Regions from separate parts of the Homo sapiens genome. Here regions 2, 3, 4, 5 and 6 are each linked to region 1. Evidence: chromatin loops called from intact Hi-C (ENCODE). Cell type or tissue: heart left ventricle. All regions are shown on one strand. Region 1 overlaps TMTC1 (transmembrane O-mannosyltransferase targeting cadherins 1). Region 2 overlaps TMTC1 (transmembrane O-mannosyltransferase targeting cadherins 1). Region 3 overlaps LINC02386 (long intergenic non-protein coding RNA 2386). Region 4 overlaps TMTC1 (transmembrane O-mannosyltransferase targeting cadherins 1). Region 5 overlaps TMTC1 (transmembrane O-mannosyltransferase targeting cadherins 1). Region 6 overlaps LOC105369715 (a long non-coding RNA gene).

Region 1 (4,000 bases):
CTCAAAAAAAAAAAAAAAAAAAAAAAAAAAAAAAAAAAAAAGAGCAGGGAGACAGAGCTAGAGAGAAACAAACATGATTTGGACAAAGATGAAGGGGAGCAAGTGTAATGGGATTGGGACTAGAAGTAACTAAAGGTGGAGGGAACAGGTCACTACCACAGGGGTGCAGAGTGGGGGATAGAATTTCATGCTAAGAGGAGGATGCAGAAAATGCTCATCTGAAGCTGGTATACTAATGTGGTAGTAAGGGTGTTAAAAAGTTTTCTTTATCCATGTGGCTGGCATTGTCTACTCTCCGGGGCTTCAGTTAAAAGGTAGAGAAAAACTACTATCTTGAATGTATCAACTTCCTTTTTATGAAATAAAAGTTTGTGTGGCTAGTGCCAAAGGTATTAGGAAACATATCCCTAGCACTTAAAAGATAATGGTTACCCTTATTTCTGCCTCCTAATATTTTTTAGATATTCAATTTTCTAAAGGATCAGACTAAAGTAAATCAAATATATCCTGTTATCAAATTCATCTGCTATATAGTTCAATTATTGGACATTCCATTACATTTTCCCCTGAGTTTTGATTATAAGATTTATTGTAATACCTACCTAACACTCATATTCTATTATGTGAACAAAAGGTAGTTTTGGCAATAAGGGAGGTATGACATGGTTCTTCAAGAAGTTCTTTTTATATTCCATTTCAGTAATAAACACCAACAGCTATTTTAACAGAGCATTCACAGAAATATTTTTCCCATATCCTGAATTTAAATATTCTATTATATTCTGTTGAGCCATCAGGGACTTCCGCTCTGTTCATCCATAAAAAGTTCATGCTAATCTTGCCTATTTTCTTTCTTCTTTTTTTTTTTTTTTTGACATTTTAAATTCTAACCAAAGCCAACAAGAATTAATATAAATTAAGAATGCTGGCATGGAAAGCTGCTTCTTATCAACCTCTCACACTGTAAATGTGCTGCACAGCATCATGACATATTAGCTGCAAAGTCCAGTGAAATGGTCATAAAAGGGGCCAGATATATTTGGATAACACTCAGTGAAGTCTGCTGCTATGAATGGGTCTGAAGCCGTCTGTCATATAATTCCAAGAATTCAAATGAGTTGCTATAAGATTGCCTTGGATGCTCTGATAGAGTCACGTCTTATTTAGAGCTTCTGGCCTGGACAAAGACTCATATTTCTTTCGAAGTCAAGGTTATTAATAAACATCTGTGTTGTACAATATAGTAGCCACAAATTACATGTGGCTACTGAACACTTGAAATATGGCTGTCCTGAGATGTGCTGTAAGTGTAAAGCACACATTGCATTCCAAATATTTCATTTAAAAAAAAAAGAATGCACACCATCTCAGTAATATTTTCAATTTCTCACATTAAATTTTAAAAATTATGTTTTAATATTAATCACATGCTAAAATAATTTGAATACATTAGGGTTAAATAAATATTATTAAAAATAATTTCACTTTTTAAAATGTTTTAAAATCTGGCTACCTAAAAAAATGTAAATTACATGTATGGCTCTCATTTCTACTGGGCAGTGATGCTGCAGGCTGTAGCCCAGTTTTCAGGTGGGCCACAAGGAGGCAGTAGAGTGCGGTGGTTAGGGGCAGAAGGGCTAGAGCAGGTCTAGGTTCCATTCTGTGTCTTCTATTTCCTTACTAAAGGACTTTGGCATGTTACTTATTTTCTCCAAATCTTAGTTTCCTTATTAATCAAACAGGAATAATGATAGTGCTTCCTCTCAGGGATTATCAAATATAAACTGTTCACATCTAAAGAGATAACTTGGATTCTCAGAATGAGCATTAAGTTCCAGGTTATAAAGAAGGATACAATTTTTTAAAGTTAACTCAATAACTCAAAAGTTAACTCAATGGAGAAATCAATATTGTGTACATCTTAAAGTGAATAAATAGTAAAACAGATTAAGTCAAATCAAATTGAAAGTGTTTTTATCCTCTTCTTGCCTTTGACCCATTGCTATGGCTCAGAAATGTATTAAGGTAAGCAGAAATAAAGCTCAGTTATCTAAGTGCTATTTTCTGGGTCATCTCTCTCTGTTACTTAGCAACATAACTTCAGGGTGATGGAAATCAAATTTGCTGTTTCTTTAAGAGAGATGCAGGGTGGTCCTTTCTCCCAAAAGGCAATTGCATGCCATTAAACAGTCTAATATTATGTAATGTTTGGATTGGAAAGCTATTTGGGCACGTGGGTAATGGAAAGTGAACAGGAAAAGGAGTTCAAGGGTAGGGATTCAATCCTGGCTCTGCCATGGCCTGAGCCAAGGTCACATAAAACCTCTGAACTTTGGTTTCCTCACCGGTAAAATGGGGATGAGGAAGGCAATATATCTCCTAATAGATCGTTTTAAAGATTAAATAATGAATATTAAAAGAAACTTATCTGTAAACTGGAAAGCTTTTCAGAGTTAGCTCTTATCATTATTTTAATCTACTGAATTCTATGACTGACCTATGCTGAGATACAGCCACTTGGCTCTATGGTGTAACAGGCAAGAGGAGGTAAACAAGGATAACTTGTTTGGACCTCTGTTAACTTCTTAGGAGCTTGTTTTCTCTTCTTTCCTATTCACTGTAAAGACTCATTGTAAGGGCATCATGAAAAAAAAGGCACTCAGGAAACAGTAAAGTCTTATACAAATGTAAAGCATTGTTGTTGATTTGGATCATCATCAAGAATTGATTTTTACTGAAAAAGAGAAGGGGTAAAAAATCCTGTGTTGGTTACCCAATAACTCCTCTTACTGTGAAAAGTAGCCATTGCCAAGTTCCAAAATGCATTTTTAACTCACATGTACTAATTTAAGATGTTAGCAGTGATAAGATGAAAATTGAAAAAGGAAAGTTAGAGCATCCATCTTTTGCTCAGGTCTTAGCAAAATGAAACTTATAAGAATATCTGCCATTATTTTCAATTAGAGCCAAATTCAGCACCATATTATGATCATAACTGTAGAATAGCATTCCTAACAAGAAACGCCATTTTGTAGCCAAGCCTTTATATTTGGCTTCTATGGGTAAAATACTCATCTATATGATTTTTGAATGTAGCGCTATATAATCCAGGTACCCCAAAAGACATTTACAGGATTTTATATAACCAGTACGTTATTTGGGCTCTTAAGGAGGACATATACAGATGCAACAATGACTTATTAAAACACAAATCCTTAGAACTTCACATAAAGAAATACGTGCTCATAAAAGTAGCAGAGTGAAATAACAACATGATAATGATCTGTATCTAGCTATCTACAATAAGTAGATCTAATTTTTGTCACACTGTTTGATTTGCTATTTTTAAAAAGAGCCTCTTAGAACTAAAATATTTTTTCCACCACAGTTGTACACTTGTCTTCATTATCAGTTGTTTTTCCTTTCTTGTTTTTTTTTTAATACACAATTAGTTTTAATATCACTGTTAGTAGGGATTTGGGCATGGAAAAGGACTGTTGAATGTTCTTACTTTTAGCAAGACGTTAGCGAGTCTTTAGCAAGACTAAAAGTAAGAAAAAGCAGAGCAGTGTATTAAGGTGGGTCAAAGAAAATTACAAATTGTAGACTTAACGATAATTAAAACCTATATTGTGCTATACATATGCAAAGAAGCAGGCCAGACACAGTGTCTCATGCCTATAATCCCGGTACTTTGGGAGGCTGAGGCAGATGGATTGTTTTAGCCCAGGAGTTTGAGACCGGCCTGGGTGACATGGCAAAACCCCACTTCTACAAAAAATACAAAAAGCTTAGCCAGCCATGGGGGGGCATGCCTATAGTCCCACCTACTTGAGTCTGGGAGGCAGAGGTTGCAGCGAGCCATAATAACACCACTGAACTCTAGCCTGGGTGAATGAGCAAGACTCTGTCTCAAATATATACATGAAATAAAATATACATATAAAGAAGCACACCGAATGTGTTTTATTTTCTAGTCTATATTCTCCTCAGTCTTTCA
Region 2 (4,000 bases), 180 kb after region 1:
CCCATCACCCTGTCCAGAGGGAGGAGGCCACTCCCCACATCCCCTTTATGCAGGCTTCTCATGCCATTTAAAGTCAGTCCAACAACACAGATTGGAACTGGTCTCTTATCCACATAATTTCATTATGCTCGAGGGCCTCCAGGATAAAGCCTCTCACCTCTATACTCAGCTGTAGGTTTCCAACAATGTTCCAGTACCTTCTCCTATATATACTGAGCTTCCCAGTACAGTGAACGTGGACTTGGCTCAAGAAAGACCTGGATTCAAATAGTGACTGCATGTGTTACTTTTGACAAGTTCTTTTCTCTGAACTCAATTTTCTCCCATGCAAAATATGGAACATGAGATGTCAAGCCCTGGGCATTACCTGCTTTAATCATCATAACAATCCTATGAGAGAGATGTTACATTAGTCTCATTTTGCCCATAAGGAAACTGAGGTCTAGAAAGGTTGAGTAACTTGCTGAGTCACAGATGGTGTGGGTGGCGGAAGTAGGCAGTCTGGCTCCACAGAGCCTCCTTCACGTCCTCCTTTCTCACCTTCTCAGAATCCTGAGGGGGTAACTGCGTGGGTCAGACCCAGGCCTAGGGCCTACCTGATGTGACTTAATCACCTATGAGAATGCCCTTGGTTAACATAAAAGCCATAATGAAGGGAAATCCTTAACATCCTCTAAAAAGTTGTTCACTTATTATCACATTATTTTTATGCCTAACACCAAAGAGCTGACAGCCATTTTAGTGACATAGGGAGGCTATACAAGTCAGGCTAAAGTGCCAGCTGTTCACCACACTCTTATCTCCAATATTCCTTCTAGAATTAACAGCTTTTGATAAAAATTTCCATCTTCTGAACACATTCTGCCTTGTCACTCTCCTAGCTGCAACCTGACAAAATTTGCAGTCAGGTTGGCTTTATGCCTCAGTGTGAGCTTGAATCTCTTATGAGCTACTTCTCTATTCACTCATCAGTCTTTCTCTCCATTTCTGTGCCATCAATAATTTTTCTGAACTCAACACATCATGCTCTTTTCTTCACCTGTTTCAATATCGCTCTGCTCATTTTATTGTTTTACTTGCTAAGCTTCCCATGTCTTTGCTTTGACAATGCAAGGCCATTATTTTTTCATTGCAGTTTCCACAACATATTAATGCACTTGAAGTTGTTTATCTGTTTTTCTTTGAAGACCTACATCCAAGACTTTACTGGGGAAAATGTCTTGCTTCTGATATTACTGCTTAGGTCTTTGTGCCTTTTCATAATGCAATACTCCCCATTCTCTTTTACTTTGCCCAGGTACAGAATGTGTCCTAAAATAGATGTTGGCACACTGCTTTCCCACTGAGCAGACAAAAGGTATCTACTTAAACTATGATTCTCTTTTTCCTAATTCAATACTGCCTTTTGTCTTCTTACATTTCCACATGTCTCTTAATTTCCAGGAAAGTACAAATTATTCACAGGGATAATTTATTTCTCCTGAAATACCCTGCTGAGTTTGCCTGTCTCTAATAAAGGTCACACGCATTTACTAACCTGAAGAATAACTGGTATGCTCTGATTTTTTCAAGTGGGTTCTAGGAGACACAAGAACTCCTAATATGGATGAACTCCTGACCCTTCCCGGATACCAGTCCTTCTCCCTGCATGTCCCACCATTTGGCATGCTCTGCCTTTGGGCTGCTGCAGTAAGCAGGTGGATAACCTGTGTCCATAAGCCAGACGATCATAAGTTATTTTGACAGTTCTACAAACCAAACGGAGGATGCCTATATATAGACACAGATAGATCCACATATAGAATCATATTTTTAAAATACCTGAGCAAAATACTTTAAGAATATACCACATTTCTCATGCCTTTCCTATTGGGCTGCCACACTAGCGATTTTTCAAAAAGCTCATTTAAAATAATAACTTAATTTTGCTTTAATTTCAGTAGTTGGTTATTTAGAGTTTTTATTTTCTTCTTTTCCTTTTTGGAACAGAAGCTGTTACGGTAAATATTTCCAGGAGGCATGACTCCTTCGGCTTCAAGACCATCTATTGCCACTTTTAACTGATTAAAGTGATTGCCTGGGACTGCTGGATCTATTCCAACTCTGTATAAATATAGTCAGAACATAACGTGCTGAATCTGTGTGTGTGAACTCTGCTTCTCACTAGTATCTGGCTTCTGTTACAAGCGTTAGCTTCTTCTACACTAGTTAAAAATATCTAACCATTAAACAACTAAGCATATGCCAACCGTGTTCACATTCAACCGCAGAACTAAGCTGAACCTGGATTAGGTGAGCAGAGGTAAAGCACATGATAGAAGAAAACAGCAACACACATTCAGCATATAGACCTGCATGAAGACACAGAGTCCTCTGCATTCTTTAAGTAGGTGCTATCCTTAAACTGATCACTTTTTAAAGTTATTAGATTTCCCATCAAAACAAGCTTTCTGCTTGCACAGGAAAAACAGAGTGAATTAAGACTCAGGAGCCATGCTGCAGGGGCCTGATTTCCAGGTTCTCCATTATTAGCTGCATTTTTGCAGGGCAAATTACTTATCCTCCCCATGGCTCCCTTACTGAAGTTGCAAAATGCAGATAAGAATGGCACCAAGCACATAGAGTCGTTATAAGGATTAAGTGAGTTAATTTACATAAAGTGTTGAAAAGAGTAGGCAAATATAGTAGTCACTCAATAAATGTCAGCTGTATTACTAATTATGCTCAATATATTCTGCAGAATTATTTATTGGAATCCAGGATTATATACAGTAAAACTATTACCTCATTATGTAATAGGTGTTTAATAAATTCTTGTGAAAGTATACTCACTGAAGCAGGGCCATTTCATAAAATACTCTAGCATCAATGTTGACAGGCACGGAAGGAAGACTGCATTTTTAACTTGAGTTCAAAGCCTCACAATGTACATTGGGTATTGCTAAGAGTCACTGTTGGTGCAGATGCAGCTTCCGGACCAAGTAGGAGGTTGGGAGGGCCACATCCACCTACCTCCAGCTAAGCATCAACCGTGTAGCAGGTGTTGCCGTAGGTGAAAACAATGTACGAACAAAAAAGACAAATCTCTGAGTCAGCCTTGCATAATTTGGGGCTTGGGAAAAGTAGTTCTCTCTGGGTTACTTCGGATTTGTAGAGTCTCCTCGGGTCTATTACAGACTGTAGGTTGAGGAGATTAAGACAAGATGACACCTGAGGATTCCTGTGGGTACATTTTCTTCCTGGCCACATAGATCGTCCAGTCCATTCTCTCTGGGGAAATCAACTGTATGACCAGATTAACTAAGGGTGAAGCATAATTTACATGAGATCGTTATGGGCTCAGAAAGCAGCCAATATACAGAAAGCCCAGGGCAGGCATTGCCCCTGAGGAGACAGCAAAGGCAATGGGACCAAAGGCTATGTTAAGGTAGACTTGAGCTCCACCCGTAGTTTCACTCCTTAGGTAAAGCCAAAAAAAAAAAAAAAAAAAGGACCGGAAAAAGTATGACTCAATAGGAATATGGATGTTTATCACATTATTTTTTCATACTCCCCTGAATAACTTAAATTTATTCAGAACAAAAAAAGGAGAAATAAAGAAAAGTAACCTTTTCCTTACTTAAATTCTCTCTCTCTCTCTTTTTTTTAAGACAGAGTCTTATTTGGTCGCCCAGGCTGGAGTGCAGTGGCGCGATCTGGGCTCACTGCAACCTCCGTCTCCCAGGTTCAAGTGATTCTCCTGCCTCAGCCTCCTGAGTAGGGGGGATTACAGGTGCCCACCACCACGCCCGGCTAATTTTTGTATTTTTAGTAGAGACAGGGTTTTGCCATGTTGGCCAGGCTGGTCTTAAACTCCTGACCTTGTGATCCGCCCACCTCGGCCTCCCAAAGTGCTGGGATTACAGGCGTAAGCCACCAGGCCCGGCCTAAATTCTCTCTCTTAAAAAACAAAAATAAAAAGCTAGTGACTCACTAGTGCGCCACCATGACTACGTGCAAC
Region 3 (4,000 bases), 730 kb after region 1:
TCTGTCACCCAGGTTGGAGTGCAATGGCGTGATCATAGGTCACTGCAGCATCAATCTCCTGCCAGGGTCAAGCAGTTCTCCTTTCTCAGCCTCCCGACTAGCTAGGACTACACCACACCTGACTAACTTTTTATTTTTATTTTTGTAAAGATGGGGTCTTGCTGTTGTGCTCAGGCTGGTCTCAAACTCCTGGCCTCAAGCAATCCTCCCGCCGCAACTTGGCCTCCCAAAGTGCTGGAATTTCAGGCATGAGGCACCACACCCAGGGAAAAAAAAACTAAAAAAAAAAACATAATCATAATACCATCATTAAGCCAACCACTCAGCATAACTATTCTTTAATATCAAATATCCTGTTATTGGATCCTGTTATCTCTAAATATCCATTAATTTTATATATTTTTGCTTGCTTGAATCAGGATCCAAATAAAATCCCACTTTATGATTGCTTGTCTTTGAACTTTTTTTGATCTACAGGCTTCTCCTTTCATCTCTTCTTTTTCTCCCTTGCAATTTGTTTATTGAAGAAACCAGGTTGTTTTCCTATATTTTGGATTTCGCTAAATACATCCTCACTATGCCATGTCTCAGAGTTTGGATTTTCCTGACTGTATGCTCATGAAGTTCTTTAACTTTTCCCTCACTTTCTTCTGTTCTCTGTATTTACTATAAATTAATAGTTTGATCCAAAGATTTGATCAAATTCAGGTTGGATTTGAAGAGCAGGGCAAAAAAAACTGTGCTAGGCTCTTCCATCAGGAGAAATGTAATGTCTAACTGTCTTCTTTTGGTGATGTTAGCATCCATTGATCAATTATGAATTGAAAAATAATGGCATTATTATATCATTCCTTCTTTATTTATTGGCTGTCATACTGTAGATACTGCTTTTTATAAATTATTGTTTTACCCAGTTGTACAATTTATATAGAAAAGACCAGATAGTTGAATTTTTCTTTTCAATATTTTTTTCAAAATGATGTCTTGTCTCATTTATATCCTACGATTGCGATGACTTTTATTTTTAAAAAATAATTATTATGAATGCAGAAATTTAAGCATATTTGACGTATTTCTATCCATTCCAATTATTATCCTTATCAATGTATAAAATATCCTATATTTGGTCAGAATGAGTCCCTTTAAATTTCCTCTTGAGACTTGTTGATATCATTCTAACAATCTTTGATAGAGTCCTTGCCATCTAGAGTGACAATGTGTTCTAGGCTTATCTTATGCATTTCTGGCTCAGACCTGAAATCAGCAATTTCTCCAAGAAGTTTTGGGGATTTTTTAGTGGTAGGTGGTATTTGGAGACCACAATCTTGGTGCTAGGGATAAATATTATAATTTTAAAACTTTTAAAAAATTAACGGCTTTATTAAGGTATAATTTATATACCATAAAATTCACCCATTTTAAGTGTGCAATTCAATTATTTTTAGTATATTTAGTGTGTTTATAGAAGTGTGCAACCATCACCAAAATCTACTTTTAGAACATTCTCCTCATCCCAGAAAGAAAACCTGTGCCCATTGAGTCACTTATCATTCTCAACTCAGCCCTAGGCAACCACTAATCTATTTTTCTCTGTATATGTATTAGGTGATTCTGTTTCAATATGTGTTCTTTTGTGTCTGACCTCTTTCAAGAAGCATTATGTTTTTGAGGTATATCAATGCTGTGGAGCATGTATCAGAACTTCCTTTTTATTGTAAACAGTATTTTATTGTATAGGTATACTACATGTCTTTCTCCATTCACCAGTTGGTAGGCGTTGGGTTTGTCTCCATCTGTTGGTTCTTGAGAATAGTGCTACTATGGACATTTACCTAAAAGATTTTGGTTGGACATATGTTTTCATTTCCCTTGGGTGTAGATACCTAGAAGTGAAATTGCTGGGTTTAAGGCAATTCTATATTTAACATTTTGAGAAATTATCATACTATTTTCCAAAAAATTGGCTACACCATTTTACATTCCCACCAGCAATGTATGAGAGTTTTGATTTTTTCACATCCTCTCCAACACTTGTTATCTTATTGTTGTCTTATTGTTTATAGTCAATCTAGTGGGTGTGAAGTGATATTGTGGTTTTGATTTGCATTTTGCTAGTAACAATAGTGTTGAGCATTTTTAAATGTGCTTATTGGTCATATCTTCTTTAGAGAAGTGTCTATTCAAAGTATTTTGCCCATTTTTAAATTGGATTATCTTTTAATATTGGATTGGAAGAGTCCTTCTGGATATGTCACTTATTAGATATCTGACTTATTTCTTCCCTTTTGTAGGTTGTCTTTCACTTTCCTGACCGTGTCTTTTGATGTGTAAAATTTGTAATTTGGCTTACGTTTAATTTGCTGGGTTGTTTTTCTTTTCTCACTTGTGTTTTGGATGCTGTGTCTAAGAAATCTTTGCCTAACCCAAGATCACAAAGATTTACTAGTATGTTTTCTTCTAAGAGGTTTATAGTTTTAGTCCTTACATTCAGGTCTGCGATCTGTTTTAGCTAATTTTTGTGTATGGTGTTAGGTAGGGACCCAAATTAATTTTTTGCAGATGGATATTCAATTGCCCCAGCACCATCTGTTGAAAATAGATTTTCTTTCCCATTTAATTTTCTTGACACCTTCATCAAAAATCAATTGACTGAAAATGAAAGGGGTTATTTCTGGGCTTTCAATTATATTCCATTGACCAATACATCTGTCCTTATGCTAGTACCATACTCTCTGTATTACCTTATCTTTGTAGTAAGTTTTGAAATTAGCATAAGTCTTTCAATCCTGTTCTTTTTCAGGATGGCTTTGGTTACTCTGTCTTTTGCATTTCCATATAAATTTTAGGATCAGCTCATCAATTTCTGCAGAAAAGCCAGCTGGGATTTAGACAGGCATTGGATTGAACCTGTAAGAATTTGGGGAGTATTGCCACGTTAATAATATTTAGTCTTCTAATCCATAAATGTGGGATGCCTTTCCATTTACTTGTCTTTAATTTCTTTCAGCAATGTTTTGAAGTTCTTAGTATACACACCTTGCTTTTGTTATATTTGTTCCTAATAGTTTATTCTTTTTGATGCTGTTGTGAATGAAATAATTTTCTTAATTTTATTTTCGAGTCTTCATTGCCGGTGTATATAAATACAATTGATTTTTGTATGTTTATTTTGTGAACTTTCTGAACTCATTTATTAATTCTAGGGGTTTTCTTAAGTGGATTCCTTCAGATTTTCTATGTATAAGATCATGTCATTTGTGAATAAGATAACTTTACTTCCTCCTTTCTAATCTGAATCCTTTTATAGATTCATTGCCTAATTGCCCTGACTAGAACCTTAGTAGGTGCTGAATAGACTGATAAACATTATCATCTTTATCTTGTTCTCAATCTAAGGGGGATAATATTCAGTCTTTCACCATGTGAAATATGTTAGCTGTAGGGTTTTCACAGATTTTTTTTATCATGTTGGTGAAGTTCCCTCCTGTTTCTTATTTGTTGAGGATTTTCTTTTCATGAGTGGATAGATATTGTTTTTATTCTTATTTACCTATAAGGAAACTAGTATTCAGGTGACCTGACTTCAAAGACCAAGTTCTTAATCATTGTGCTATCTCTATAGCACACTCTTCCATTTAATTTTCACTCTACCCCATCTCTGAATTCGTTTAGCTCACCTTGTTAATGTTGGTGTTCTCCAGGATTTTCAGCCCTTCCTCTGGTTATTCTCTCCTGAAGTGAGAGTATGGCTTCAATCATTCATTTGTAAGCTGATGACTACAAAATCTGTATCTCCTACCCTCACAGAGCTCTAGTACATCTTAAAGCTTCCAAGACTTTTCCACTTAGATATGTAAAGAACTTCCCAATCCATCATGTCCTAAAGTGCTCCATTACCCCCACTCTACTCAACTGGGCTCCACTTTCCAGCCTGAAACCTGGTGTGATCCTATAAGCTTCCCGGTCCTTGGTCCCTCTTCTCACTTTTTCTAATCAATTG
Region 4 (4,000 bases), 110 kb after region 1:
TTTTAACATAGTGGAAAAATTAGCAGTGGTTTTCCTTTCTATAGAACAACAAACCACAAAGTTTAGGATATTTTTAGGTAAATTTTCCTTTTCTTTTTTCTGAAACAGAGTCTTACTCTTGTCGCCCAGGCTAGAGTGTAGTGGCGTGATCTCAGCTCACTGCAACTTCTGCCTCCCGGGTTCAAGCTATTCTCCTGCCTCATCCTCATGAGTAGCTAGGATTACAGGAGCCCGCCACCATGCCTGGCTAATATTTGTACTTTTAGTAGAGACAGGGTTTCGCCATGTTGGCCAGGCTGGTCTCAAACTCCTGACCTCAGGTGATCCACCCACCTCGGCCTCTCAAAGTGCTGGGATTACAGGCGTGAGCCACCACACCCAGCCAATTCTCCATATTTTGTTTCTCTGAAAGCTTGCTATGATGGCTATTTCACTGAGTCATATTTGTAAAGTGTCCCCTGGTTTCCTGAGAAAGTCCATTTCTCAAGAAGCTAAAGGCACCAAATAATTTATTGTTAAAATGTAGCGGCGGATCACGAGGTCAGGAGATCGAGACCATCCCGGCTAAAACGGTGAAACCCCGTCTCTACTAAAAATACAAAAAATTAGCCGGGCGTAGTGGCGGGCGCCTGTAGTCCCAGCTACTTGGGAGGCTGAGGAAGGAGAATGGCGTGAACCCGGGAGGCGGAGCTTGCAGTGAGCCGAGATCCCGCCACTGCACTCCAGCCTGGGCGACAGAGCGAGACTCCGTCTCAAAAAAATAAAAATAAAAAATAAAAAAATAAAAAAATAAAAAAAATAAAATAAAATAAAATGTAGCATCCCAATGTAATGAAAGCCTAAATTGGTAAAGAGAGCAGTGGACGAAAAAAAAAGATGACCTCTTCAAGATTTCTATTTCTAGTTGTTGACCAATAGTAAATGAGAAAGTAACCCAAAATAACATGGCCCTCTTTTTTGGTAAACACTAGGTCAGAGGCTGAGATCCCTAAGCTCAGACAGGAGCACTCTAAGGGCTAAATTCTCTGCATCTTTTCCTCTTCCCCTACCCACACCAAAAATAAACAAACTTTCCCCATCAGTCCAATACACACGATCTGTGAAGTAGAACCAAATAACAACACTCAATAACAATACTATTAACAGCAATAATAAAAATAGCAACAACTAATATGTCCCAGACACTAATCTAAGTGATTTGAGTGTAGTAACTTATTCACCACTTACAACAATTCCATGAGGAAGAACATTATAATTTCTTTCTTCTAAAGGAGGAGAACATAAAACTGGAAATAATACTTAACTATGACATCAGATTCTCTCAGCTATTCATTGCAACTATAAGATAAAGTACCTAAAATTGTCTTCAAATACAATTTACTATGTAAATGCTATTACTATTTTTTTCTAATTCCAGTCAAGTTCTCCATTCTTTTCCTTGCAAAGCCAGAGAACATGTCAACAACAAAACCAGACCACTGATGAAACCAACAGAATGAGAACTAAGGGTCCAGGGTTCTATTCCTCTGATCCCATCTAACTTGTCACATGATGTAAAATAAATCTACCTGAGCTTTACTTCCTTCCTTTATTAATGAATGTTAGACCAAATGGTCTCAGGGTCAGTTTTAGGTCTAAAATATTGTGATCCTTGGATGTTCTCACCAACTGATGACACCAAAACTGACGAAGGAAAAACGAAGAAACTACCCAATTTCAAAAAAAAAGAGAAAGGAATGTCAAGGGATTCGTGAAAAGTCAAATATTAGTTGACCCTTCACCTGGAGGAGGCCCTTCAAAATTTGAAGTTGCATATGAAAAAACAGTTGAACATTAATCGAGGGTATTGGCATCAAGGTTATTGGCATTGTAAAACAGTATTTGTAACAACTTCTGATTCTTGCCAAATAAAAGCAAAAGACTAAGGTTAGCCATAGTAAATTCCCTAATCTACGCTCCCACATACCCAAATTTTCTGACTACTCACATCCACCATCCCAGTATATCATGTTCAAATAAAGGTCAAGTTTACCATCCATAGTTACTTGGTCCTCAAATCCTATTGAGAGATATTAGCAGAGATCAGAACAACCAGCCAACCATAATCATCTACCCACCCATAATCTTGAGAACTAAATAAATGCTTATTATAAATCAATGACCTTTGTTAACACAGAATTATCACGTCAATAAATAATTGATCATATGACAAAGTTTCTTTGTTTGACCAAAACCTAGTCAGGTTCCTGAACCTTCTCCTAGGCCCATCTGTGTACTTTCTTGTAAAATCCAGTCTTAGCGAGAATCCCGCTAAATCAGTTTAGCCAGAAACCCCCACCATCAGAGCTGATCACTGTCAATATCTAATCAAGTTTTTCATCCTCCACCGTCTCCCAGGAGATGTCTCATCACCCTGGCCTATCTTTAGGAATAATCCTGTTAGGTCTATTTAGCCAGAATTCTCCCTTATTCATGATGTTTTCTCTTAGTAATTTTCCATCCACTGATGCCCCCCCAACCCACCACACCCTGCTCACTGGCTATAAATTCCCACTTGTCCATGCTATATTCAGAGTTAAGCCCCAACTCTCTCCACTACTGCAAAATTCCATCACAGTGGTCTCCGTATCAATTGCAACAGACCCATCCTCACCTTAAGGTTTTCCTTACAGTGCTTTAACAAGTGTTATTTGAATATTTTTAACACATATAGCAAGATGATCAATAAATGCTTACTGAGCCAAATCAAATTGTAAACATCTACCCCTTTTCTTTTCTTTCTTTTTTTCTTTTTTCTTTTTTTTTTTTTTTTGGAGACGGAGTCTCGCTCTGTCACCCAGGCTGGAGTGCAGTGGCACAATCTCGGCTCACTGCAAGCTCCGCTTCCTGGGTTCATGCCATTTTCCTGCCTCAGCCTCCTGAGTAGCTGGGACTACCACCATGCCTGGCTAATTTTTTTTTTGTTGTTGTTGTTGTATTTTTAGTAGAGACGGGGTTTCACTGTGTTAGCCAGGATGGTCTCGATCTCCTGACCTCGTGATCCACCCGCCTCTGCCTCCCAAAGTGCTGGGATTACAGGTGTGAGCCACCACACCCGGCCTACCCCTTTTCTTTTTCTGTGTTTTCCTTACCCTCTCGTGGTAGATCAGGGTACAAAATAAAAGTGCTCACAGTTTGGAATGTGGCAGCAAGTTGGAAGAGAAAAACCACTTTCCACTGGAAATGGTAATAGTGCCATTTCCCTTACCCGGAATACTAATGATTTCAATGAAGATATGAAATTAGTCTTTCCAGCTGTTCTCAGAATCTATAAACACCTGATAATTTTTGCCTAAATGTCAGCTCCAGGTAGCAAACATCTCAGATACAATGAATTGTAACTGTTTAACATTATAGCAACAAATCATAAACAGTGATATATGAAATTTCTTCTAGAACATCAATCTTAATTGACTTAACTTCCTTTGCTCTTTCAACGCAAAAAGGAAATTAGTAAAGAGTCACATATTCAGATCAAAAAAATGTTTTGGAATCAGAGCTTTTTCAACAGAAATGCAGATTTACTGCTTCTCTTTGAAACTCAAGAAAAAAGATTTCTCAGTTGATCAGAATATAGCAAAGACACAGCTCACATCAGAAAAAAAGCAAAAGCTTAACAAAAACAACAAAAGAATTTTAAGTGTCTTTTGACACTTAACAATAAAGGAAACTTAAGTGTTTATGGGTTCTCTCTTTAATGTACTTTCCTTGAACCCATGAAGTGCCTCGTCTAAACCTTAATAGGCAAAGGCATTCCATGGAGGAGTCGAACAACCTTTGATGTCTCCTTTGATATTCAAATAAAGATTCTGAAGGAAAGGAGCTCACTATTCTAAGAAAACAATGATGCATATTTCAGTTCTATCTACTCAGAAACTCAGACTGACCTTCAATACCCCATTCTAAGGCTATGATAAATTTTCCTTCCAGAAATTTTAAACTCTGAATTCAAGTTACTTCC
Region 5 (4,000 bases), 220 kb after region 1:
AAGTAGGAGGTAACACTGAAGCTAGTACACATTTAAAGATTTAAAATTATATCAGTTGCTTGGATAACCAGAAATGTCCACAAAGAAGTATAATGACAACCCACATGAAATACCATCTAAAAAGAACATCTCAGGTTCTATATCACCCTGAATGTACCCCTTTGAAAGTATTTAACCAATTTTTTAAAAAACTCATTAACTATATTCCTCAAACGTTTTTCATACACTATAGGAAACTAATTTCTTTTTGTCATTGTATCCATCTCACTCAGCATACAATAGATTCTAAATGAAAATTTACTGAACTTACATTAAGTTGCAATTGGAAAAGATCATCTTTCCCTTTGACTTCAAGAATCTCTCATTTTATTTGGTGTAGCCTTCATTCTTCATTTAAAACTAGGCCAAGCAGTAGGAAATAAAATAATATTTTTGGAAATAATCTTAATAGCCATCTCTCACTATCTGAAAACCTTCCAGAGTTCCACAAATATGAACCCAAATCGCCCCTTCTCCATCTGAACTCACTCTGCCTTCCTGTAAAACTTCCCAGAAATGTAAGGCCGTGAGTTCTCAGATAAGCTGGTTTGCAGCATGCCATATCCCTTCCCAGGAAAGGGTATGGGGTCACAAAATCTGGCACCAAAGGGGGTTGTGGGGTGGAGAGAAAGGGAGAAGAAAGAGTTGTTGGCTGCCCTCTGCTTCCTCACTCCCACAGCCTGGAGCTTAAGATAAACCCCATCACTGTCTTTTAAGTTTCTTCTTTGACAATAGCTCTGATTTAGGAAAAACAAAACAAAACAAAACAGTAACAGTCTGTATTTGTGAAACAGAGACACACAGCAGAGAAGGACTAGAGTCCTTCCTCAAAAGGACCCCAACTCCATGTCAATCAAATGGCTCTACCTCAAGGAACTGGCATAGGTCTGCAAACTGGGTAAGACATCATGACTCTACATGTGGTGACCCAAGCCTGATTCCTGGCCCTGAAGCTGGAGTTTTCCTGGAATAAATTTTAGCAAAATTTTAGAGGGCTGCCCATCTACTTCATTCCTAGGGACAATATGATTAATAAGCCACCACCAATGATCGCTGCAGGTCAAAACATTCTGATTATCACTGTGTCCCAGAGGCCCATCATGATCAAGGCATTCACCTTGTCTTTGGCAGCTAAGCTCTGCCACTTGGTCTTTGGTACTCCAGGAACCTATCACCCCATGAAGTCAGAAAGTCCACCTCAATGGCAGCATCTCCTACATCACACCTGGCCTACAGAAGAGATCCACCAAAGAGCTTCTCGAAGTTGCAGGTGCTCCTTCACCAATGTAATTCTCAATGCCTCAAAAAAGGGAAAGTCATCTGGCCCTCTCTGGGAATACAGTGGAGACATGAGTGTGTGTGTGTGTGTGTGCAGGTGGCATGTGATAAACGCATGCCAGCATTCCTATCTCAATAAGCCTTTGCGTTCCTTTCTCTACATTATGCCAGGGAGATTTTAGCATCTCAACCTCATTAAACATGGGCCCCCATGAGTCCCAGTGGTTCTCAACTGTCTTAATCATCTGGTGTGGTAGCTACAATTGTTGATTCTCCGATCCCATCCCAAGATATTCCAAGGCAGCAGATCTAAACTAGGGCCCAGAGATCGGCCCCCAAGCAACCCAGGTGATTCAAAGTCAGGTGATACTCAGAACAATGAGAGACAGGTTTCAAAGCTTAAGGGAAGGCTGCTAGTATTGCCCAGCTTTCCAGAAAAGCCCAGATTTCTCAGCAGTAACACAAAGAATAGAGTACATTCTTTTCCAAAGAAATACAAACCAGGGAAAACCAAAAATTAAAAGTAACCCTTTATTATCTGTTTCTGGTGTCTCCAGTGTTGGGTTCTCCAACACTTTCAGCATGGGTTTCCACAGCCCAATGCTAAGCACACAGCACATTCTCCTGTATTCCTCTATTACTGTTCATCTTTCTTTTTCCCAACCTCTTGCCATCATTACAGATCTCAAATGCTTATAAGAGGTTTCCATAGTCTTCTTAGATCATTCAACCAATAAATAACAACATCTGGTTCTTCTCATTTCTCCTCTAAGGCAAAAATCCCTTTGGCCCTCAATCATTTTGGTTGCTCTTCTTCTGCATTCCCTTCAGTACCAGGAATAAATCAGCAAATCATTATTGCTTAATGTATCTGAAGTACAAAATGATGTAGCTCCCAGGCACCAATGCAAACAACAGTCCAGAGGGGAGATTGATACTCTGCAGCTGAAGCAAAATTCATGGCTTTGATTTGAGTTCAAGGCATCACATCCTTATCTGGCTATGAGGAAGCTGCCCCACAGGAAAGCTGCCCCATGGGAAGGGAGGTTATTGTCACTGTTACATTAGTACTAGAGTAATAGTACAGTTATTAGAGTAATAACTGTACTAAAGAAAGGGTAAGAAAACTGAAGGCAGGAAGATCAGTAAATATATCTGGAAGGTAGCAAGTCCCGGAAGAAAATCCTCAAAAAGAGAGCCAGCAAATAATAAAAATTATGACAGACCAAGGCCAAATATTTTAGTTTTAACTGAGCTGTCAATTTTTAGCATTTTTTTTTAAATGTGTGTTTGGTGTTTGGTGGAGTGCCTGATTGTAATGCAGTTCTGACATCAACTTCCCAGAATTAACAAAAACTCCCAGTTGAGGGCAAAGTCGTCCACAAAACTCCTCACACTTCAGACATCAGCCACAAGTTCCTCAGGCCACCAGTACTTCTGACCAACTGGCTACATAATCAGGGCCTCCCACAACTCCCTCAGGTTCGATCATTCATTAGAACAACTCAGAGAAATCGAGTAACCCCTATACTTATGGCTATAGTTTTCTTATAAAGGATACAAGTCAGGACCAATCAAAGGAAGAAACCTACGGGACAAGGTCCAGGAGGGCCCTGAGCATAAATGTTCTATTTCTTCAGGATGCTTCACCCTCCTAGCACATCAAGGTATGATTACCTACCAGGGAAGTTCAAGCAAACTTCAGTGTCCAGAGTTTTTATTGGGGGTCCCAGTATGTAGGCACAATTGATTGAAATCACTGACCACACAACAATTCAATTTTCAGCCCCTCTTCCCTCCTAGGAGGTTGAGATATAGGAGTGATATCACATGCCTCACAGCCCCAACCCTCTAATCATATAATTGGTCTTTACACCACAGCCAGCCCTCACCCTATAACCATCTAGGAGCCCACCATGAGTCAACTCCTCCTTAGCATAAACTTAGGTGTGATCCCAGGAGTCCATCATGAATAATAAAGAAACTCCTCTCACTTGGGAAATTCCAAGGGATCAGAAGTTTCCTCCCAAGAATCCAGCACGAAGACCAGAAAAAAATCACTGTCATGTTAGTTTCTCTGATAACATATTTTCAGGTACTTGTACTCCATTTGATCCAACAAGGCCATTCCTTATAGAAAGCATAGGCATGGATGAATCTTAGGAACCTGAGATTGGAGTGTAGTGAGAACCCCCTATAATTCTGGGTTTTGAAGGTACAGCTGCTGTTTCTCACCTTGAACTTTGCAGCAAGCATCCACCAACCATTTGTGCTGCAACCTGCCACCTAAGAAGAGTAAGATCCAAAAGCGCTACAGATCTTCATTCTCTACACAGAGTTACAGTTCCAGCAAGTTCCAATAGAAATTCAAAGTCATCCCTTTCAGAATCTCTCAGTAAACAGAACCCATTGGTATCCTCTGTATACATCTGAGGAAATTCCTAGTCTGCCTCCACTTTTCTCTTTGAGAAAGAAAGAACAAAGGTAAATTAGTGAAAAAGTAAACCAAGCAGACTTTTTCTCTACATTATAATCATGTAGCCTTACCTTAGTATTTACCTGAAAAATCTGAGCAGTCACAAAAAGGATTTATTCATTCTTTAAAAAATTAATTCATTTTTAATTGACAAATAATATTCCTTCTTTCAATGATAAATCTTGAGTCCCTACTTTGCAAGCCAGG
Region 6 (4,000 bases), 340 kb after region 1:
GTGTTACAATGCTTAAAGACAGTTCGTCTGGAGTTGCTCATTCCTTCCAGGGGGGTTTGTGGTCTCGCTGGCTTCAGGAGTGAAGCTGTAGACCACCTAGGTGAGTGTTACAGCTCACAGAGGAAGCACAGACCCAAAGAGCGAGCAACAGCAAAACGTATTGCAAGCAAAAGATCAAAGCTTCCACGGCATGGAAGGAAACCCAAAGGGTTACTGCTGTTGGCACGGCTGGCCTGCTTTTATTCCCTTAACTTGCCCCACCCACATCCTGCTGATTGGTCCATTTTACAGAGAGCCAATTGGTCCATTTTATAGAGAGCTGATTGGTCTGTTTTACAGAGAGCTGATTGGTCTGCTTTGACAGAGTGCTGATTGGTGCATTTACAAACCTTTAGCTGGACACAAGAGTGCTGATTAGTGCGTTTATAATCCTTTAGCTAGCACAGAGTGCTGATTGGTGCATTTATAATCCTTTAGCTAGACAGAAAAGTTCTCCAAGTCCCCACCAGTCCCAGAAGTCCAGCCGGCTTCACCTCTCACTGACACTTGCCGGACTTTGCGGCACCTAGCCCAGGCACTTTGGCAGCCCAGAGGGAGCTCCTCACAGACAAACAAGAGGAAAAGAGGGGAAGGGAGAAAGAGATGGAGACCCGCCATCGTGGCCAACGGCCCCGTGAAGAGGGAACAGTGGTCCACACATGGGGCCCAGCAGGCACCAGCAGGCTGTGCCCAGTGCGGGGTCCACCAAGCCCATAGCCCACCCGGAACCCCCCCCAGCCCACCAGCGCTGTGCGCAGCCTGGGCTCCCGCCCGCGCCTCTCTCTCCACACCTCCCAGTGAGCAGAGGGAGCCGGCTCCAGCCTGGGTCAGCCCCAGAGAGGGATCCCGACAGCGCAGCGGCGGGCTGAAGGGCTCCTCCAGCGCGGCCAGAGTGGACGCAGAAGCCGAGGAGGTGCCAAGAGCAAGGGAGGGCTGCTACCACGTTGTCACCTCTCAATAACATGATAAACTCATGGCCCCAACTACTAGAACCAGAATATTATACTAACATGCCTACCCACGGGCCCCTCCATCATGCCCTATCTCTCTGCCTCCCTACATCAGAGGTCAGCGCCAACCTCAATCATGTGTATGTGCATGTGTGTTCCTAAAATATATAGTTTTTAAAATTTGTTTTAACTTCTTGCAAAAGTTATTTTGCTACATAGGACCTTCTGAAACTTCAAATCTACTACTGCATCCATTACAAGAAACACAATTATTTTATATATCATCACAATAGTTAGAAACCACACCAGTTACTTGAGCAGAGAAATTTTATATAAAACACCAGTACTAGGTATAAGGTTGTTATCCACTGAAAGGGCAAAAAGAGAACTCTAAGGTATCATAGAAGAAGGAGCTATCATCCCCTATGGCTTAGAAAACAAAGGAAACTAAGGGATAAACTTAGAAAAGGGCCCCTGTGGGGCTGAAACTCAGATGTCTGAGGAGGCACTGCCCAATTGCTGCTGGTGCCTGACCCCAGAGGAGGGGCCTTCCTAAGGCTGGGACCCAGGCCTCTGAGGTGGAGTGTTACCACACTGGTTCTGTAAATAATGGAAGAATTACAAGCTGATTCAGCTGCTGCTGTGGGAATGAACTGCCACTGCTGCTGTGAAGAAAGATTGGCAGGGATGGAGGTCACAGGAACAGGAAGAGCAAATCCTTCTTCCTTCTCTAGCAAGGCAGTCTCCTCTGGCGCCCCCTATTGACGAAAGTCTTCATGGAGTCAGTTGGCAAAGCACACATCTGAATTTGCAGTCTCCTGCCTGCAGTCTCATGCGTTACATCAAACAGCCGATTATGGAAGGTGAATTTGGAGCTGAGAGGCAATCTCTTAATAAGTGGCACAACCAGTAATAAAGAAAAAAGTCCTTACAAGTCAGCTCAGAATTCTAAGATGCTATAAGAAAAACTGCACGTTAGAAGAGATGAAACATGGAACATTGCTGATTGGTTCATATTGTTGAGTTTAGCTGTAGATCATTCATTTTGATGCTATATAAAATTTCATTATGGGAGTATAGCTTAATTTATTCATTCTTTTGTTGAAAAGCTTTTAGATAATCTCCAGCTTTTGCCACTGTAACAATGTTGTTATGAATATTCTTGTTCATGTCTTCTGATAAATTTGTTAAGATTTTCTCTTGAATATAAATGTAGGCATGGAATTGCTGGCTAATAGGGTTTGTAAATGTTCAATATTAAAATATGTTACCAAACTATTTTCCACAGCGGCTGTACCAATTTACATGGCAACCTGCGATTGATAGATCCTATTGATGACATTCTCTCCAGGACATGGTATTACCAGATGGCTTTGAATATGTAAGAGCTCAGTGAAGCATTGCTCACAGGAAGGTGAGATCTAATGGAAAAGTTATTCATTTTGAAGAAACGACAAGAGGACACACTCCAGCCAATACATACATGACTGACTGGGAAAATTTTGGCAAAGGACTGGTGGCGAGAGGTCCAGTTTCATGTATCTGATTGCCTACATGACATCTTCCTTTGGATGTCTGACAAACGCATCACATACTTAGGGTGTTTTGATGGTGAAACCCCATCTCTACTAAAAATACAAAAATTAGCTGGGCGTGGTGGCGTGCACTTGTAGTCCCAGCTACTCGGGAGGTTGAGGCAGGAGAATCGCTTGAACCTGGGAGGCGGAGGTTGCAGTGAGCCAAGATCGTGCCACTGCACTCCAGCCTGGTGTCAGAGCGAGACTCTGTCTCAAAAATAAATAAATACATTAATTAATTTTAAAAAAAAGATGAACTCCTGAGAGTCTCACCAAACCTGTTCCTCTGGTTGTCTTCCCTATCTCAGTTAATGCCAATTTCATCTAGTTGCTAAGATGAAAATCCTTGAAGTCACCTTGCTTCTTTTTTTTATTATTATTATCCAAATTATCCGTAAGTAAAATCTTTTGGATTTACTTTCAAAATGAGTCACGAATCCAGTCACTTCTGATGAACTTCACAACACTGCCACACTGGTTCAAGCTACCATCATTCCCTCCTGGATTATGACAGCCTCTTAACTATTCTCCCTGATTCTGTCTTTGCCTCCCTTCAGTGTTTTTCTATGTCTTAGCAACTGCAAGGATCCTTTAAAAATGTAAGCCAGATCATATTACTCCTCTGCTCAAAATTCTCAAATGGATTCCTAACTTAGTACAAATGTGAATACACTTATAATCTTTTTTTTTTTTTTTTTTTTGAGACAGAGTCTTGCTCTGTCACCAGGCTGGGCTGCAGTGGCATGATCTCTGTTCACTGCAACCTCTGCCTCCCGGGTTCAAGTGATTCTCCTGCCTCAGCCTCCCAAGTACCTGGGACTACAGGTGCGCACCACCACGCTTGGCTAATTTTTGTATTTTTAGTAAAGACGGGGTTTCACCATATTGGCCAGGCCGGTCTCAAACTCCTGACCTCGTGATCCACCTACCTTGGCCTCCCAAAGTGCTGGGATTACAGGCGTGAGCCTCCGCGTCTGGCCATATAATCTTAAAATACATCTTTACAATCCTCTACAAGGTTCATGTAAGGTGGTACCCCATGAGCTTTCAACCTCACCTCCTACTACTTCGCTCCTTGCTGTTTTTCAAATGAGCCAGATATGATCCTGCTTAGGGCCTTTGCACTGGTTGTTCACCCTCCCTAAAATACTCTTTTCTCAGCTGTCTGCACAGTGCAGTCTCTCTTCAAGTCTTATTTAAATGTCATGTTCTCAATGGGTTTTTCTGCTTTCCCTGATTAAAATTACAAACCGCCTACTCGGCATTTGCTATTCTATGCTTTAGTGTTCTCCAGGGTATTTATTACCATCTAATACACAAGTAGCAGGTATCATTAAATATAAGAAACCATCAGTTACAAAAAACACTATAATTTTATGTCCTAGGAAATTAATTAAAAATTGGTGCCAATAAGACTTACATATTGCATTCTTA

What was found. Peaks named below come from ENCODE experiments on the same cell type or tissue, not always from the same donor. Only the 100,000 strongest peaks of a DNase experiment are listed, where the experiment ranks them.
Region 2: it touches region 1 in a loop (2.2-fold over the local background); 11 of 110 quality-filtered maps call a loop at or near these places.
Region 3: a loop joins it to region 1, with 7 times the contacts of the local background. A loop is called at or near these places in 13 of 110 quality-filtered maps.
Region 4: it touches region 1 in a loop (2.0-fold over the local background); 3 of 110 quality-filtered maps call a loop at or near these places.
Region 5: a loop joins it to region 1, with 2.0 times the contacts of the local background. A loop is called at or near these places in 45 of 110 quality-filtered maps.
Region 6: a loop joins it to region 1, with 2.4 times the contacts of the local background. A loop is called at or near these places in 26 of 110 quality-filtered maps.

What each region holds. Positions count from the first base shown.
Region 1 is chr12:29,550,931-29,554,930 of GRCh38, forward strand. The region is part of intron 10 of TMTC1 (transmembrane O-mannosyltransferase targeting cadherins 1); the gene reads right to left. All of the region lies in intron 5 of LOC105369714 (a long non-coding RNA gene), which reads left to right. Among named protein-coding and RNA genes, the nearest start is that of OVCH1, 55 kb to the left of the region's middle. In heart left ventricle, a CTCF peak has its summit at 1,593 (motif pointing right); a DNase peak (open chromatin) is centred at 1,601; H3K27ac peaks cover 233 bases.
Region 2 is chr12:29,732,791-29,736,790 of GRCh38, forward strand. The region is part of intron 5 of TMTC1 (transmembrane O-mannosyltransferase targeting cadherins 1); the gene reads right to left. Among named protein-coding and RNA genes, the nearest start is that of TMTC1, 49 kb to the right of the region's middle. RefSeq lists an enhancer at 1-1,098. In heart left ventricle, no CTCF peak of the experiment used is centred here; no DNase peak of the experiment used is centred here; H3K27ac peaks cover 2,209 bases.
Region 3 is chr12:30,284,732-30,288,731 of GRCh38, forward strand. LINC02386 (long intergenic non-protein coding RNA 2386) reads right to left here. Exons shown (of 5, transcript NR_183469.1): 2 at 3,678-3,732. Among named protein-coding and RNA genes, the nearest start is that of LINC02386, 10 kb to the right of the region's middle. In heart left ventricle, a CTCF peak has its summit at 1,797; no DNase peak of the experiment used is centred here.
Region 4 is chr12:29,663,433-29,667,432 of GRCh38, forward strand. All of the region lies in intron 5 of TMTC1 (transmembrane O-mannosyltransferase targeting cadherins 1), which reads right to left. Among named protein-coding and RNA genes, the nearest start is that of TMTC1, 120 kb to the right of the region's middle. In heart left ventricle, no CTCF peak of the experiment used is centred here; no DNase peak of the experiment used is centred here.
Region 5 is chr12:29,772,634-29,776,633 of GRCh38, forward strand. The region is part of intron 1 of TMTC1 (transmembrane O-mannosyltransferase targeting cadherins 1); the gene reads right to left. Among named protein-coding and RNA genes, the nearest start is that of TMTC1, 9.3 kb to the right of the region's middle. In heart left ventricle, no CTCF peak of the experiment used is centred here; no DNase peak of the experiment used is centred here.
Region 6 is chr12:29,888,173-29,892,172 of GRCh38, forward strand. All of the region lies in intron 4 of LOC105369715 (a long non-coding RNA gene), which reads right to left. It overlaps LOC105369716 (a long non-coding RNA gene), which reads left to right. Exons shown (of 3, transcript XR_931477.2): 3 at 2,278-2,391. Among named protein-coding and RNA genes, the nearest start is that of TMTC1, 110 kb to the left of the region's middle. In heart left ventricle, a CTCF peak has its summit at 1,743 (motif pointing left); no DNase peak of the experiment used is centred here.